Linked DNA regions of Homo sapiens: all the other regions are linked to region 1. Evidence: chromatin loops called from intact Hi-C (ENCODE). Cell type or tissue: heart right ventricle. All regions are shown on one strand. Each heading gives the region's core, and the rest is flanking DNA. Links, peaks and the distances in the headings are about the cores only.

Evidence for each region. A loop is a pair of places that touch in the nucleus more often than their neighbours do. Peaks named below come from ENCODE experiments on the same cell type or tissue, not always from the same donor. Only the 100,000 strongest peaks of a DNase experiment are listed, where the experiment ranks them.
Region 2: a loop joins it to region 1, with 2.2 times the contacts of the local background. A loop is called at or near these places in 4 of 110 quality-filtered maps.
Region 3: a loop joins it to region 1, with 2.8 times the contacts of the local background. A loop is called at or near these places in 6 of 110 quality-filtered maps.

What each region holds. Positions count from the first base shown.
Region 1 is chr6:14,428,847-14,434,201 of GRCh38, reverse strand. It overlaps LOC105374942 (a long non-coding RNA gene), which reads left to right. Exons shown (of 6, transcript XR_926510.3): 3 at 1,936-2,020; 4 at 2,260-2,340. It overlaps LOC101928331 (a long non-coding RNA gene), which reads right to left and starts at 2,422. Exons shown (of 3, transcript XR_001743994.3): 1 at 2,128-2,422. In heart right ventricle, for the core only: no CTCF peak of the experiment used is centred there; a DNase peak (open chromatin) is centred at 2,597; H3K4me3 peaks cover 2,368 bases; H3K27ac peaks cover 601 bases.
Region 2 is chr6:14,572,614-14,577,968 of GRCh38, reverse strand. No RefSeq gene overlaps it. Among named protein-coding and RNA genes, the nearest start is that of LINC01108, 290 kb to the right of the region's middle. In heart right ventricle, for the core only: no CTCF peak of the experiment used is centred there; no DNase peak of the experiment used is centred there.
Region 3 is chr6:14,358,408-14,363,762 of GRCh38, reverse strand. No RefSeq gene overlaps it. Among named protein-coding and RNA genes, the nearest start is that of LINC01108, 76 kb to the right of the region's middle. In heart right ventricle, for the core only: no CTCF peak of the experiment used is centred there; DNase peaks (open chromatin) are centred at 1,382 and 3,002; H3K27ac peaks cover 3,272 bases.

The DNA.
Region 1 (5,355 bases), core at 230-5,229:
ACTGGGAATCAAATTTCAGCATGAGATTTGGAGGGAACAAACAAACTAAAGTATAGCACAAACAATTAGAGCCCTTTCGAACGGCCTGAGCTATAATGTTAAATACAGAATCTCTGCTTAGTGAGCCCATATCAATGAATTCCACCTAATCCAACTTTATGTTCCTCCTGCCATTATCCTATACTCTCAATATCCACTCCCACACGTTTCCCAGATTTCTATCTGTATAAATTAGAAAATTCCAGTAGTTCTTTTGAACTGTGGTATGCTTCCTTGTGAGTTACATTTTGTACCTTACCTTTAGGAGCCTACTAGGACTTGAATCAAGTTATAGGTCTAGAAGCACAGAGGGGTGATATAAATGGATCTTGAGGAGAATCACTGTCTAGCATAGCATCTACCACAGAGGAGGTCATTACAGTTTTCGAGGACAATGCAAGTTTAATCCCACCAGTTGAGAGGTGAGGGGGTGGAGAAGCCACTACCACTGGGAGTGGGAAGGTGGCTTCCCCAGAGGTTAGAGAGGCCTCTTCCACTGGCAAATATTTATCAGATTCCAGGGGCTCGATTTCCCCAGTTTCATCAGGTCTTCCTACATATCCCCATTCCAGCTCTCAAAGTGCATATCTTCCTCACTTCAACGTTTGACTTCCTGTGAGGCTGAGAGTTTAACCTGGGCAGTCATTCAGCCAGTCTCAGGATAAGATTCTGTGTTTGATTTTCAGCAATCATAGCCCTGCTGCTAAAGGCAATAATGATCTTGCAGGGCACCTGTAGAAGATTTCAGGTCTTGTACATGGGGCTTAAGCTGAAGATTCAAATCCTGGAGCTCATCCTTTCCTTTCCCCACTTTGCCCAGTGACATTTGGATCAACCAGCCAATCTCATACTTGTTAGTTTGCAAAAAGTGTTCGTAAGTATATACATAGCTCCCCACCGCCCCCCCGCCCATTGCCCCCGCAGCTCCTTGCTTCCTACAAGGGGTTGCTAAGGAGTATCCAAAGGTGCTGTTTTACGTATCTCTATTGCCAGATCATGCCATGGACTACCAGTGCTCTCATTACTACTAAAAATAAAGTCATTAGCATCTTGAAATCTAATCAGATTAGAGAGTCAATTCCAGAAACCGCAGAACCATTTCAGAAAACCTGTCCTTAACATTCTTTTTTTTTTTCTTTTTAATTTAATCATTTAATTTTTTTGAGACAGGGTCTCATTCTATTGCCCAGGCTGTAGTGCAGTGGTGCTATCGCAGCTCACTGCAGCTTCAACTGCCCGGGTTCAGGCAATTTTCTCACCTCAGCTTCCTGAGTAGCTGGGACCACAGACACACTACCCTATGCCTGGCTAGTTTTTTTTTTATTATTTGTAGAGAAGAGGTCTCACTATGTTGCCCAGGCTGCTCTCAAACTCCTGGGCTCGGGCGATCCTCCTACCTTGGCCTCCCAAAGTGATGGGATTACAGGCACAAGCCACAGCACCTGGCCTTCATCCTTAACATTCTGTTTCTCTAGAACTATTCAAGGAAGTGGGGATAGTCATACAATATTGCAAATGTACTAAATGCATGGAATTGTACACTTAAAAATGTTTAAAATACTAATTTTATGTGTATTTTGCCACAATAAAAAAACCACAGTTACAAAAAAGGAAAAGAAATAACCCAGCCTGAATGAAAGTAGGCAAGAGGCAAAAAGACCCTCAATTCAGAGTTTAACTCAACAGAAAGTGCTGATCAATTTGTTAGTGGATAAGGATAAAAGCTCAGAGTTTTAGAGTTTTAAGAAATAAAATATGAATCTAAGGTTTTCGATCTGTAATTTTACGTTCATCTTTCTTCTAGGATTTAATCAAAAGTCTTTTCAACTTTTGGCCCGATGATTCTATGCTAATTTGCACTTTCAACTTAACATTCATATGGTCATTTTGTCCCAGGCAGAATTAAAGATTCAAGATGTACCTACTTCTTCCGGGGACAACATTCATGATTCTTAAAGATTTCACAAGTGTACCTTCTAAGGTAAATTATAAACAGTGCCAAAGAATTTGCTTCACCGCATGCCTATAGGGTTGTGAATCAGGCTTAACTCTTCCTCCCCCACCCCCATTCCCCCATTCCCATCTCACCTGACATCTTCCTTTGACCTACTTTTTCAGAAATCAAAGAAGTAATCTTAGGTGGTGATTTGAAGTCCCACGCCATTTGTACTTGCTCCTCTTAATCTACTCTGCTTTCTGTTCCTTCTTTCTACTGCCCAGGGTAAGTGGCTGGAAGTAGTAAGAGGTCAATGCCAAGTGAAATCCTCTGGCGTTTTCTTCTGACAACCAGGAGTCTGCAAAGTGAGTTTGCTGGGAGCGTCCAGTTTTTTCAGCTTAACGTTAGGTGTACTTTCTGTCTTCGGCACAAATTGTTTCCAAATGCCTGTGGGTTGCAATATGATTTTCCCATCTTGAAAATCTATTAAAAAGGAAGAGATTCTTCACTTCTCCCCACCCCACCTCCAGGCACTGCAGATGGCGATTAACACCCTACACAGCCCCTCCCCATAGCATCATCGATTTTCTGCCTGCATTGCATCTACTTCACAGTTCGAGACATGCCAAATCACACACGTTCTAAGTACTTGTTGCTAGCAACAAATCTCTGTTCCTCAGTGGCCAAGCAGACTATATTTGGAATGTCAGAGCACCTAGCCCTTCCCTGGCCCACTTCCTTTAGCTCAGAAGTCTCCAAGCCTGAAAGTAACCTCACCCGTGTTTCCTTGAGTTCTGCTTGTTGAAGCAACTCTTTGGATTAACTCCGCAAAACACAAAGTGACAGCAAAACAGAGAAACAATCAGATTCTTTTCCATGAACTCCTTTCTTTTCTATAAAAGTGTTATTAATCCCTATCTTATGGGACAATTGTGAATGTATTTAATGAGCTCATCAAAATATACATACACATACATATATATATAGAGGGGGGGGGTTGGGGGGAGAGAGAGAGAGAGAAAGAGAGAGAGTCTCACTCTGTGGCCCAGGCTGGAGTGCAGTGGCACAATCTCAGCTCGCTGCAACTTCCATCGTCTCCCAGGTTCAAGCAATTCTCCTGCCTCAGCCTCCCAAGTAGCTGGGATTACAGGCGCTCGCCACCAAGCCCAGCTAATTTTTTTTATTTTTCTTTTTGGAGACAGAGTCTCGCTCTGTTGCCCAGGCTGGAGTGCAATGGGGCAATCTCGGCTCACTGCAACCTCCGCCTCCCGGGTTCAAGCATCCTGCCTCAGTCTCCCTAGTAGCTGGGACTACAGGCAAATGCTGCCAAGCCAGGCTAAATTTTTTTGTATTTTAATAGAGATGGGTTTCACCGTGTTGCCCAGGCTGGTCTCGAACTCCTGAGCTCAGACAATCCACCCGCCTCGGCCTCCCAAAGTGCTAAGATTACAGGCATGAGCCACTGTGCCCGGCCTAATTTTTGTATTTTTACTAGAGACCGGGTTTTGCCATGTTGGTCAGGCTGGTCTCACACTCCTGACATCAGGTAATCTGCCGACCTCAGCCTCCCAAAGTGCTGGGATTACAGGCATGAGCCACCTTGCCCAGCCTGAGCTCATCAAAATATTAAAACTAGTGCATTTTTAATGGCAGTGTAGACCTAGCACATGGCTGGCAGTGTATAACTGCCAGGTGTTTCTCCTCTTTTCCTCACCCTTTCTCTCTCTTTTTTATTGAGGTGAAATTCACATAACATAAATCAAATCATTTTAAAGTGAACAATTAAATGGCATTTTATACTTTCCCAGTGTTGTGCAATCACATCTCTATCTAGTTCCTAAATATTTCCATCCCCCCCAGAAGGAAACGCATCCCCTTTAACCACTCTCCATTTCCCTCTCCTCAGCCTTCACAAACAACAATCGACTTCCTGTCTCCATGCATTTACCTGTTCTGGTTATTTTATATAAATGGATTTATATAATATGTGTCTGGTTCCATTCACTTAATGTAATATTTTTGAGGTTTTTTCACCTTGTATCACGTTTTGGTAATTCATTTCTTGTTATATCTGAACAATATTCTGTTGTATGAATATACCACAGTTTGTTGTCTATTTATCTATGGATGAACATTTGGGCTGTTTCACCTTTTGATGTTTGTAAATTGTAAGTAGTGCTGCCATGAACACATATGTACATGTATTGGTTTGAGTGCCTGTTTTCAATACTTTTGAGTATATAACTAGGAGTGAAATTGGTATTCACCCTTTTTTTTCTGTTACTTCTCTTAATGATCTCATGTCTGCGTGATCCTTAATGATGCCCCGTTTTAAAATTCCTGACATTGTTTGTCACTAGGTCATTTGTCTCTAGTTTAACTGATCAATCTTGACAGCAATTTTTCACTTTTATTAGTATTTTAAGGAATCAGCCTGTGGTTTTGAGAATCTTGTCTGCTTATACATTTGAATTAGTTACAATGATTGCTTTCTCTTTGGATTTGTTTCGCCACTCCTTTGGTAATGTCCGGAGAGAGCTTCTTAACTGACACGAACGGGGCTCCATTGGTATGTCCTGGGATCCCTCGTCAGGCCTGTGCACTCCCAGACCTCCAAGGGCCGGGACCTGCATTTTTGTCCGAGGGCCGTCCCCAGGCTGCCTGAACTTACTTAGCCTATGGGCATAGTGGGCTGGAGGTGCCTGGGAACTAACAGCGCCAGAGGAAACCTTTAACTAAAGACCAAAGGCTGTCAGGGTGTAAATACTCTTCTTGCCCTTCGGCTGAGATAATTCTGAAGCATATTTTACTTAGTTTTCTAGAGTTCTTCTTGGTAATTAATGCAATCAAGCTCCAGTCTCCTGCTGTGATGACTGCCTTCATAACATACCCTTTATTATTTATCTGTCTTCCCTCCGTATCTCACTTCCTACCTGTTCCTACTTGTCTATTTCCCTGTGAGGGACTGAACTGTGAGCCCCTCAGATTCAACGTACGAAGCCCCTAAATTTATTTGTTCGAGTCTGAAGCCAAAGTACCTAAGAATGTGGCTTTATTTGGAGATACAGCTTTAAAGAGGTGATGAAATTAAAATGAGATCATGAAGGTACACTCTAATCCACTATGACTGGTGTCCTTATAAGAAGAGATTAGGACACAACACACACAGAGGGAATCCCATGGGCAGACACAGGGAGAACACAGACATCTGCAAGCCAAGGGCAGGAGCCTCAGAAGAAACCAAACCTGCTGACACCTTGATCTCAGATTTCAGCCTCCAGAAATGTGAGAAAATAAATTTCTGTTGTTTAAGCCACCTAGCCTGTGATACTTTGTTACGGCAGCCCAAGCTAATTAATTCACTCCCAATTAAACTGTTC
Region 2 (5,355 bases), core at 282-5,281, 140 kb before region 1:
TAGCCAAGCTGCAGAATATCAATGGACAAAAGATTTTTTTACAAAGCAGCCAGGGAGAAAAGCCAGATCATCCACTAAGGAATGGTGGTGAGGCTGATGGGTGCTTCTCATCAGGAACAGAGGAAACTGCTGCACTGGGGAATAATATCTTCAGTGTGCTCAGAGAAAATTTGTCCACTTACAATAATTTATCTTGCAAAACTCCAGTTTAAGAATGTGAATAAAATGAAGACTTTTACAGACAAAGCACAACTGGAAAAGCTTATCACAGAAAGACCATTGCCAAAGAAAATTCTGGAAGATGACTTTAGGCTGAAGGAAAATTATTCCAAGTGAAAAGTATGATATACAGGAAGAAATAGTGAGGCAAGATGCAGGTAAATCCAAATTAAAACTGCTTAAGCAATAAAAATGAAGTCTAGTTGGTGTAGGAAAAGAGGCTGAAGAAATTAAACTATTACAAAACATTAGCAGGTAATATGGGAGAGATTTGATCAGAGTTACACATATAAATATAGTCCTATTAAAAGGAAGAGTAGCACTAACGAATACACCAAAGCTTTTAACTTGCAAACAACCAGAGGCTAAAAATATAATTTAAAAAATTATAATAATTCAGAAGGGAAGAAGGGATATAGATGATTTGAACAGTTTAATTAGCAAGCTTGATCAACTGGACCTATATAGAACATGACACCCAGCTCTAGAAAAAATATCTGACTTTCAAAACACATGGAATATTAATGCAGATTGCCCCAGTGCTAGGACATAATGCTAGATTTCAAAAGATTGCAGTCTCAGACCACAAATGAAGTTAGAAATAGTAGATTAAATAAAATGTAGAAAACCCTCACTTATTTGGAAATTAAACATATATACACACACATAGCCACACATGCTTCCAAACAACTTAAGGGTCAAAAAATATTAATGAAAATTTAAAAATACTTGGAACCGAATGATATTTAACATATTGTAAATCAAAACTTGGGAACACAGTTAAGCCAGTCCTTAGAAAGTTAATGCCTACACTAGAAGAGCAGGAAGGACCAAAATGATTGAGCTAAGTATCAGACTTAAGAAGTAAGAGAAAGACAGCAGAATGAATCTACCAAAAAAGTAGGAAGGAAAGAACAGATATCTATTAATACAACCTGTGATGGTTATGACATTTTTTTTCATCCATTTAACCAATATTTATTGAGCACCCAGTACATAGTAGGAAAAGACAAAGTTCCTAACTCTCAAGCTTCTCTTCTCATGGGGGAACAGACAGTAAACAAAGAAACTGAATGAATGAACAAATAGCTTAATTTCAAGTAGTGAGAAGCACATTGAAGCTGAAGTAGGTACGGCAAAAAAAAGGAATAGAGTGATGAGAGGTGAGGAGTTGATGTGGCTATTATTTATTTATTTATTATTATTATTATTATTTTCCCTTCAACTTTTATTTTAACTTTTGGGATACATGTGCAAGATGTGCAGTTTTGTTACACGGGTAACCATGTATCACGGTGGTTTGCTGCACAGATCATCCCATCACCTAGGTATTAAGCCCAGCATCCATTAGCTATTCTTCCTGATGCTCTTCCTCTCCTTACCCAACCCCCTACCCACAGGCCCCAGTGTGTGTTGTTCCCCTCCAAGTGTCCATGTGTTTTCATCATTCAGTTCCCATTTATAAGTGAGAACATGTGTTGTTTGATTTTCTGTTCCTGCATTAATTTGCTGAGGATAACAGCTTCCAACTCCATCCATGTCTCTGCAAAGAACATGGTCTTGTTCTTTTTTATGGCTGCATAGTATTCCATGGTTTACATGTACCACAGTTTCTTTATCCAGTCTATCATTGATGGGCATTTCAGTTGATTCCATGTCTTTGGTATTGTGAATAATGCTGCAGTGAACATACACGTGCATATATCTTTATAACAGAATGATTTAATATTCCCTTAGATATATACCCAGTAATGGGATTGGTGGGCCAAATGGCATTTCTGCCTCTAGGTCTTTGAGGAATCGTCACACTGTCTTCCACAGTGGTTGAACTAATTTACACTTGGTAGTGGCTAGTTTAGACTTTAGGATGTCTTCCGAGGACAGGAACCCGTATAGCCATGAGGAAAGGTAAAAGGCCTGCATTCTAAATCATAGAGTGGTGATGGACTCCCTGCTGAATGCCTTCCTGCATGTGGCCATTCGTGGCTGGGCCAGGGCTATAGATGGGGATATTGCCAGTCTGGACAAAGAGATGAAGCTAGCAGATAATTTCCCTCCAGGACTTCAAGCCATTTGCCCAATTCCTTGCCATTCTTCAGACCCATGTCTTCATGTTGCCCTTGACTCTCCTGTTCTCGTGGCTGCCCTGCCAGCCTTCTTGCGAAGCCCTCCATGCTGTGACCATTGTCCCTCAACCTACTTCTGTCAGGCTTTGTCCTGTTCCCCTAGGAGCCTGGCGGGGTGCACAGAACACTAGGCTGGTGGTCACTGCAGCCCAGTTCTGAGCCTGGCTGAGTGACATTGGCTGAATTGCTCCCTGGGTCTCCTTTCTTCATCTGTGAAATGTGCGGGTGAGTACATGATCTCTAGGAACCCTTCCAGCTCTGTGGTCTCATGATGCTGGGAAATGTCAGTGTTAGGGATACCCAAAAATGCATCCACGTAGAAAAATGTGTATCCTTCCCAGGTCACTTTTACCATTTCAACACTTTTATATACCTTAGCCCAAAGAAATGGAGTTCTATCAACTTTTCAGGCAAAGTGAGGATGATAGGGAGGGGAAAGGTAATGTTGCCATTTGGGGAACTCAGTGGCCTCCAGAAGAGCAAAGAATCCAGGGTTTAATTGCAATTGGGAGGATCAGCAAAGAATTTATATACAAGGTGGAATTCAAGTAGGGTTTTGAAGGATGGATAGGACTTCAATAGGTAGGAAAAGGCCTTCCAGAATAAGAGACCAATATAAGCAATACCCAGAAATTAGGGAAGAGGATGGTGCATTCACCCTGTTTATATCATGTCTGGACAGGAGCAGGCAGCAGGCAGCAGGGAAATGTTATAAGTGTGTAGGGTTTGGTTGCTTGTAGAGTGTGTTATAGTGACAACCTCTCTTTCATGCCAGGTTTCTGCTATGTGCTTTATATACTTTCAGAAGCTTAATCCTCAAACCAATCTTTTGAGGCTAGGTCCTACTGGAATCCCCATTTTAGGGATGATGCAACTGAGGCTTAAGGACAATCCACAGTGATAGAGCTGGGATTCAAATGCAGGTCTAACTATAATTTATGCCAGGAGTAGGGGATTCAACAGGGCTGAGGTAAATGAAAAAGCCAAAAGTGTGAGCTGGGAATTTTGGAAAGGGAATCAGCAGATCTGAAATGCTGGGTCTGTGCTTGTGACGAGGGAAGTCGTGAGTCTGTTGACTTTGGTGGTTTAGTGCCTTTTTGGAGTGAAAAGTTCATAATGAAAGTTCTGCTTGACAGATGATAATGGCTCTAGAGGGAATCATGAGGGAAGACAAGTGTGTACTCTTCATTATCCTAAATGCAGTTTCTGGAGAAAGAAGAATGGCATGAGGTTTGTCATTCTGTCTCTTGGGGAGACATCCTGTGGTGTGTGCAGTAACGGGCTGATAAGCTGGCTCTCTGACAAACCACACACACACATACACACACTCATGCACACATGCACACCTTGATTTGTAGCATTTGTTGAGTTCATGGTGTACGTGGTCCTTCCATGGCTAATTTCAAGGTACCAGTGTGTGATGTCATGGATTTGGGAAGAGAGGCACACAACTAGCCCGAAAGCCTCTGCAAGCAGGGCTCAGCACACCCCTGGGGTTATATCACAGGGCAGACTTGCAGCCTGGGGCAGATGCTGAAAGGATGAGGAAATGCATTGCTCCTCCCTCCAATGTCCTCTTTTCTGACAGATGGTCCTCTTTTCCTCTGTGGAGGTATAAAAAAAGAGACAATGTGAGACTGCAAACAAGAACAAAGGTCTAAGAAATCAACCCCTTGGGGCCACTAAAGGTCCACCTCCTAATGCCTGCATGAGTACACTCAAGAAATAAGAGTTGAAATGAGTGAAAGCATGAACAAATGAACCTGCCTCTGAGAGGCTCCATTTCTCCCTTAATGTGTAGTTGAGCTGAGTCTGCTAATTTCCTTCCAGGGGCTAAGAGGCACATCCAGGAAACTCAGGCCAGGCAGTATGCTGCAGCAGTATAGAGAACAGTCTTGGAGAGGGGCCATCTGGTCTACCACTTATTAGCTGTGTGACCCCAGACAAGTCACCCACCAACTGTCAGCCTCAATGTCCTCACCTATGAAATGGAGGTAAAGTACCTACTTCACAAGGCTGGTGTGAGGCTCAATTATTATAAATAAAGTGCTTAGAACCATGCCAGGCACATAGTAAGTGTCAGATGAGTGTTTGTCATCATCATGATCACTATCATCTGTAATTATTGCTCTCAGTTGCTGGTTTTTCCTTTCTACGTAAATGGTAGCTATAATTAGCATGCACAAGTGACTATTTATTTTTACACTTTAGAAAGTACCCTAGGTTTAAAATACCATCTCAATTTGAATATTCCTCAGTATAACTCTTCCCTGCCTAGGGCTCAGAGTTGGCCATCATAGCCTGGCCATTCGATAAAATGCGATGCTCCACTCATTTGATAAAAACATTTGAGCAGGTGAAAGAGTGATTGATGTTTAGCAAGGAGCATTGAGTTCAGCAGCATTTAATAAATATGCAGGTATGTCCATTTCTTGTGGTAGTAGTGGGACTTGAGGGGATAATCTGGATAAATTAAATCTACCAATAATTCCCAGGCCTTATTTGGCTAGGGTCTTCACTATCATTCCTCATCTAGGCTTCACAGTTTTTTTTCTAACCTAGAGCTACAGATGGGTGTTTTAGTGGCTGGCTGGGTAGGGTCCTCCCCTCACCTGCTGTATTGTGTCCTGAGGTTTCTCCAATGAGCAGGAGGCAGCCTGGAGGTTCCCCTCCTGGGACAAACAGCCGGTGAGCAATCAAGAGTTAACTCCACTCTGAAGGAAACTGCCCCCCACCACCCCCCAACCTCCCCACCCCGCCCCCATCTCATTACCAAGATACCTGGAGAACATTCTCATTTAACAAGAACAGGTAGCTGGATCTCAGTCAGACTAGCCAAGGATTTCTGCCCATGACATCCAGAGGCCCCAGGGAAAGAAAGGGCCACTGTCCTGATTTAGATAGAGCCACATACAGCAAATCGATTTCATCCATGTTCACCATCTCTTCTGCCCTGATTTCCTACCTGCCACCCACCCTCATTGTTCTAGAAACACCTCTGGGTCGCCTC
Region 3 (5,355 bases), core at 290-5,289, 70 kb after region 1:
CTTCGCCCTGCCATGGAGAGAGTTGCGCACCATTCATCTGTGTGTTTTTTGGATCATAATCTTATTTGTTTTCTAAGTAGGGGGGCAGGAGAAAAAACCCACACAAAAATAAAGGAATTGATTTTTTTCCCTCCTTCTGATAACCTTCACTTGGAGAATTTAGGTAATGGTATTAGTCTTTCAGGCTCATCTTCAAGGGAAATCCCCTTCCCACCTCCCCAACCCGGGGGCTCCTTCTGCAGCTGGTGTAAATCTTAGATGTTCACCACCAGTTTCACCTTATGGAGTGCATTCAGTCCTGAATACCTAAAAACGACCCCTTTGCTAATGATGGGGTTCAGGACGTGTCAACCCAAAATATGACAATAAGCACCAGAATATGCCACCCCCAAAAATGTCCTTTTGGCATTAGGATTATTTTGAGCTCATTATTTTGAGAAATGGTAGCCACAGGAGAGGCTCTGGAAACAGCAGAAGTGACCCTTTTATAAGATAAATTTGGCCAAGTGTAGTGGCTCACGCCTGTCATCCCAGCACTTTGGGAGACCAAGGCGGGAGGATTGCTTGCCTCCAGAAGTTCAAGACAAGCCTGGGCAGCATAGCAAAACCCCATCCCTACAAAAGTTTTTTTTTTTTTTTAAGTTTTGCCAGTAATGTGGCACATGCCTATAGTCTCATCTATTCAGGAGACTGAGATGGGAGGATCACTTGAGCCCAGGAGGCAGAGGTCAAGGTTTCAGTGAGCTATGATCACACCACTGCACTCAGCCTGGGTGACAGTGAGACCCGGTCTCAAAAAAAAAAAAAAAAAAAAGAAAAAAGAGAAATTCACGTGTAAGAGAAATCTCCATTTGTAAAGGTGTCTCCCTTTGCACAAGGAACAGAAGAGTGACTAAGTCAATAGAGACTCTGATCAAGGGAGAAGGTACCAAGTTAAATGTGCATAACAAACCTTGCTCTTGTTTATAGTACTTTTCTGGTCATCTTCCCATAACTGGCTTTCCCTACCTGCTTCTTTCTTGTTTCAGCAAATGATGATATTTAAGCCTGAAGTCAAAGCCATAGCTTTGAGATTTACTCTTGAAACCCACTCATTTTCCCTGCATGTTTCCTGTATACATGAGATATACATGTTCATAAACTTCTGTTTGTTTTTCTCTTGTTAGTCTGTCTTTACAGGTGTCTGTCCTAATTAAGAACTCAGACAGGGCAGAGGAAGCATTATTTTTCCCTCCCCTTTACTGTGATAAGCTATAGCATGGGAATGAAAACCTTTTGGCGCAGTGAGGGCTCTGGAGTGGGTGGCTCATTGTTCTAATGGAACTTCTAGCCTAGACGTGACCTGGAGTGTTGGCTTTGTTCTTAAAAGGTCACAAAACCAGGACTGAGGAGGGTGCAGGGTGCTCATGATAAACTGAATTCCATGGCTCTCGTCCAGCCAGGGCACTCTATCAAGGTGCCTTTTTGAGGTTAGAGAAAGAGAACGACTTCATATATTTTCTGAATTCTGGAAATGAAATTTTTCCCCCATTACTTTCACAGTGCTCTGGATTTCACTTCCTCTCCCAGCCTTATTCCCACTTTGGTAGAAAGAAATGCTAAGATCAGCAGAAAGATTAATATATCAGCAATTCTGTTATTGTGTGTATCGATTCTCAAGGGGCCAGAACAGAACCTCAAAGGTGAGTGTAAGTGGAAAATACATGCAGGCAATATTCCACCAGTTGTATTTATGAGCCATTTAGAATCTCCCAGGAGGGCTCCAGTTTAATATCTATCAAAGCTTTGGGTTTTCTCTTCTTCCCAAGGAGATACCAACAACTGTTTATTTTGCAAGCTCCTATAAGGTCTGAATATTTCTCATGAGTGGTACCTGGAAGGAAAATAGTGATTGTCCTGCCTATAAATGAGAAAGGCCCAGTAGTTGGGGGAAAGAAAACCTGTGATGTATCATTCTAATGTTGAGAATACGACATTCCAAGCATGTCAGTTACCTTCAGTCTTACATATGGTGAGTTTTCTCATTATCTGTAGGCATGCAACGTTTTAAGAACCAAAATATTGAATCCAATTTCTTCACTTTGTTCTTTTCCCTGTTCTGATTGCCTCATTGTTTAGAATGGCCTCTAATCTCCAATAGGTCCCAAGAAACAGGCCCACTTAATAATGCACAAACCAAGCCAGGCTATTTAAAGATGTCCATTAATTCCCATTAATTCATTCATCCAAAACACATTTATGTAACGTCCACTCCATGCCAGCTTTTGTTCCAAAGTTCAGGGATACAAAAATAGTCTCAAAAAGAGCTCACAGTCCTGAGGGGAAGACAGACAAGTGAGCATGATCACTGTACAGTGTGGGAAGTGCTAGAATAATAAAAATAGCTACCATTCTTGAACATTTGCTTTTTTGGTACTACATATGCTGATGTGTATTATCTCTAATCCTCCTACTACGCTGCAAGAAGTTTTGCTATCTCTTTTTCTAAGGAAATAGACAGATATTCAGAAGCTTGCTTATGGTTACAAGGCTACAAGCATTAGGACTGGGATTTAAACTCAGGTCTTGAAGGAGCTAAAACTCCTGTTCTTTGCATGTTGCTCCTAAATGCACTGACAGAGGGTGAGGATAACTAATCCTGACTCAGGGAGGACTCAGGGAAGGTTTTTAAAGGAGATAAGGAGGAAGAGGAGAGAGCCCAGGGGAGGGGAGAGACTTACCTTCCCCATGACTCTTTAGACAAAGACTCATAACAGTGTGCCCAGACTTCCAAGTTGTAGGAAAAGAAAGGTGACAATCCCAGCTTTCTTTATTTGCTATAGGAAAATCATAACCAGGTCAGGGAAGGAACAAAGACGATAACCAGCAAGATGGCACAGCGGGCTCAAGAGACAGCTGCGGTAGGGAGAAAAGGTGAAGCATCTCTTGGCCATAGCAGGCCTGGAAAGAAGGGGCTGTCCATGGGTAATAGCCAACAGTCTACAACCATATCGAGTCAACTCTGACACTTTGAACAACCACGCCTCCCTCCCGAATTAGCTTCCACTGACTCACTTGTCCATGGCTAAAGAAAGCTGCCGAGGAATGGGGTCCAAAACCAATACAGTAAAATCTTACTATTTTGAAAGATGGGAGACTGTGAGTCCCAATTGAATTAATTTTTATAAAACATTCAAACTCTAGGATGTGTTAAAAGAAACACCGATAATTATGTTACATGTTACAGATGCTATAAACTCAGAAATAAATGGGGTGCTAATAAGAAAAATTGCCTAAACGAACCTGAGATTACAATTTATAAAAACCCTGTGGCTTATGTATAGTGCTCATAAAAGTACAGATTTCTAAATTACAACTCTTCTTTCAAACTTCTTACCCAATACAATCACTGTGTTGTAATTAATATAAATTCCAAAATGCTGGGCCCAATTAGGGAAATTTTACTATACAGCAAAGAATGAGGTGAGTTGTTGTAACATTGTACTAATATGAAGAAAGACCTCTTAAAATAGTGGTATCAAAAAAATTTTAAATCAGTGGGGGAGATTTTGTGCATATGCTGTATTGTGTCAGAAGTCCCTAATTGCCCTGGGACCACTTAACATTTTATTTACTGGTCCCTGAGTGCCTACCATGTAATCAAGTCTATACGTATGTGTATGGCCTAATCATTAAGGTGCTAGAGTCTAACATGCCTCTCACACACGTAAATGTTGAATGCATATACAACACACAATCCACATTCTTCTATGGCCCCATTTTCCCTGGACAGTGAGTTCTGTACTTGGACAGAGAGATAAACTATCCTACTGAAAGAAAGCGTGGGGAAGGAAAAAAGAATTTTCTCTCTACCCTTAGTTTTTAGTTGGAATGGACCCCTGTAACAAAAGACAAATTAACAAGAGAAAAAACAAACAGAAGTTTATCAACATGTCTTTCAACTACGCATGGGAGATACCCAAGGAATGCATCATTTTCACAGAGAGCTTTGATTTTAGGCTTATATAGCCTCTTCAGCAAAGAACAGAAGATTTTTAGAGAAGTGGCAAGACAAAGGAAAAGAACCTTGAGTCTCCAGGGGCAGCAAAGTGTGAGAAGGAAAATACAGTCATGCAGCATTTAGCGACAGAGATACATTCTGAGAAATGTGTCACTAGGCAATTCCCTGATTGTGTGAACATCATAGAAGGTACTTAACGCAAACCTAGATGGTAGAGCCTACTACAAACCCAGGCTGTATGGTAGAGCCTATTGCTCCCAGGCTATAAACCTGTACTGCTTGCTGCTGTACTGAATACCGTAGGCAATTGGAACACAACGGGGAGTATTTATGCATCTAAACCTAGAAATGGTATAGTAAAAACACCATGTGAAAGACAAGAAATGGTACACCTCTATAGGGCAGCTCTATTATAATCTTATGGGATCACCATTATATAAGTGTTGACCAAGCATCATTATGGGGAGCATTACTACATACGGTAGCTGAAGGCTAGTTAGTGAAGTTTGTCATGTAGATTCCTCTAGTGGTGGTCTCCAGATAAGTGATCCTTATTTTTATCCTCTCATTGGTAAGGATCCTAAGTTGTCTTTAGTGATCAACCTTTGTTCTTCCTGGCAGAGAGGGGAGAAGGGACACTGTTGTCTATATAAATGGATGTCCTGCTTTTAGGCAAATGGGGGAGGCGGAGAGCTTTTCGTCTGCTTCTTCTCAATTACTTTCAGGCCAAAATAATCCTTATGCCAAAGAGGCATCTTTTGGAGTGATCTTGTCTCCTACAGAACATAACAATGGCTTAGAATTCCCCCACCATCTCTCCAGGACCTAATTTCTAGGAGAAATATCAAGGATGGGAAAATCAGCCTTTTGTAAACAGATAGAACCTGAAGTATGCATCCATCAGGAAGGGTTCCGGCTTTGGCTGAAACAGCACACTGGGATCACAGATAAATGGGAAAGAAAGGAATACAAGGGAGGAGGAGTGTGAGGGTGAGAAACAGAAACAGAGAAAGGAAGGTGGGGAGAGAAACAGAGAGAGAGAGAGAGAGAAAACCAATGCTTTCTATGCTGGAACTTGCTTTTTAAAGTACCTTATTTTAATTATGTTAATCCTTTTAAACCAGTCTCAATTCCCAGCTTAATGAGAAGGAGAGTTGAAGGATGGAGAAAGAGGACCCTCTTTGCATCCCCACTCCCAGGCCTGTGTCCTCCCGCACAGTTTATTTGCCCAGCGATCTGACCCACACACCTCCTACATAAGAAGGTGAGGCCCTTTCTACTGGGAACTGAAGGGAAGGAACAAATTGCTTAGTGTCCTCCAAACTACTTATGGGATTTTTCTAACAAAGATCAGA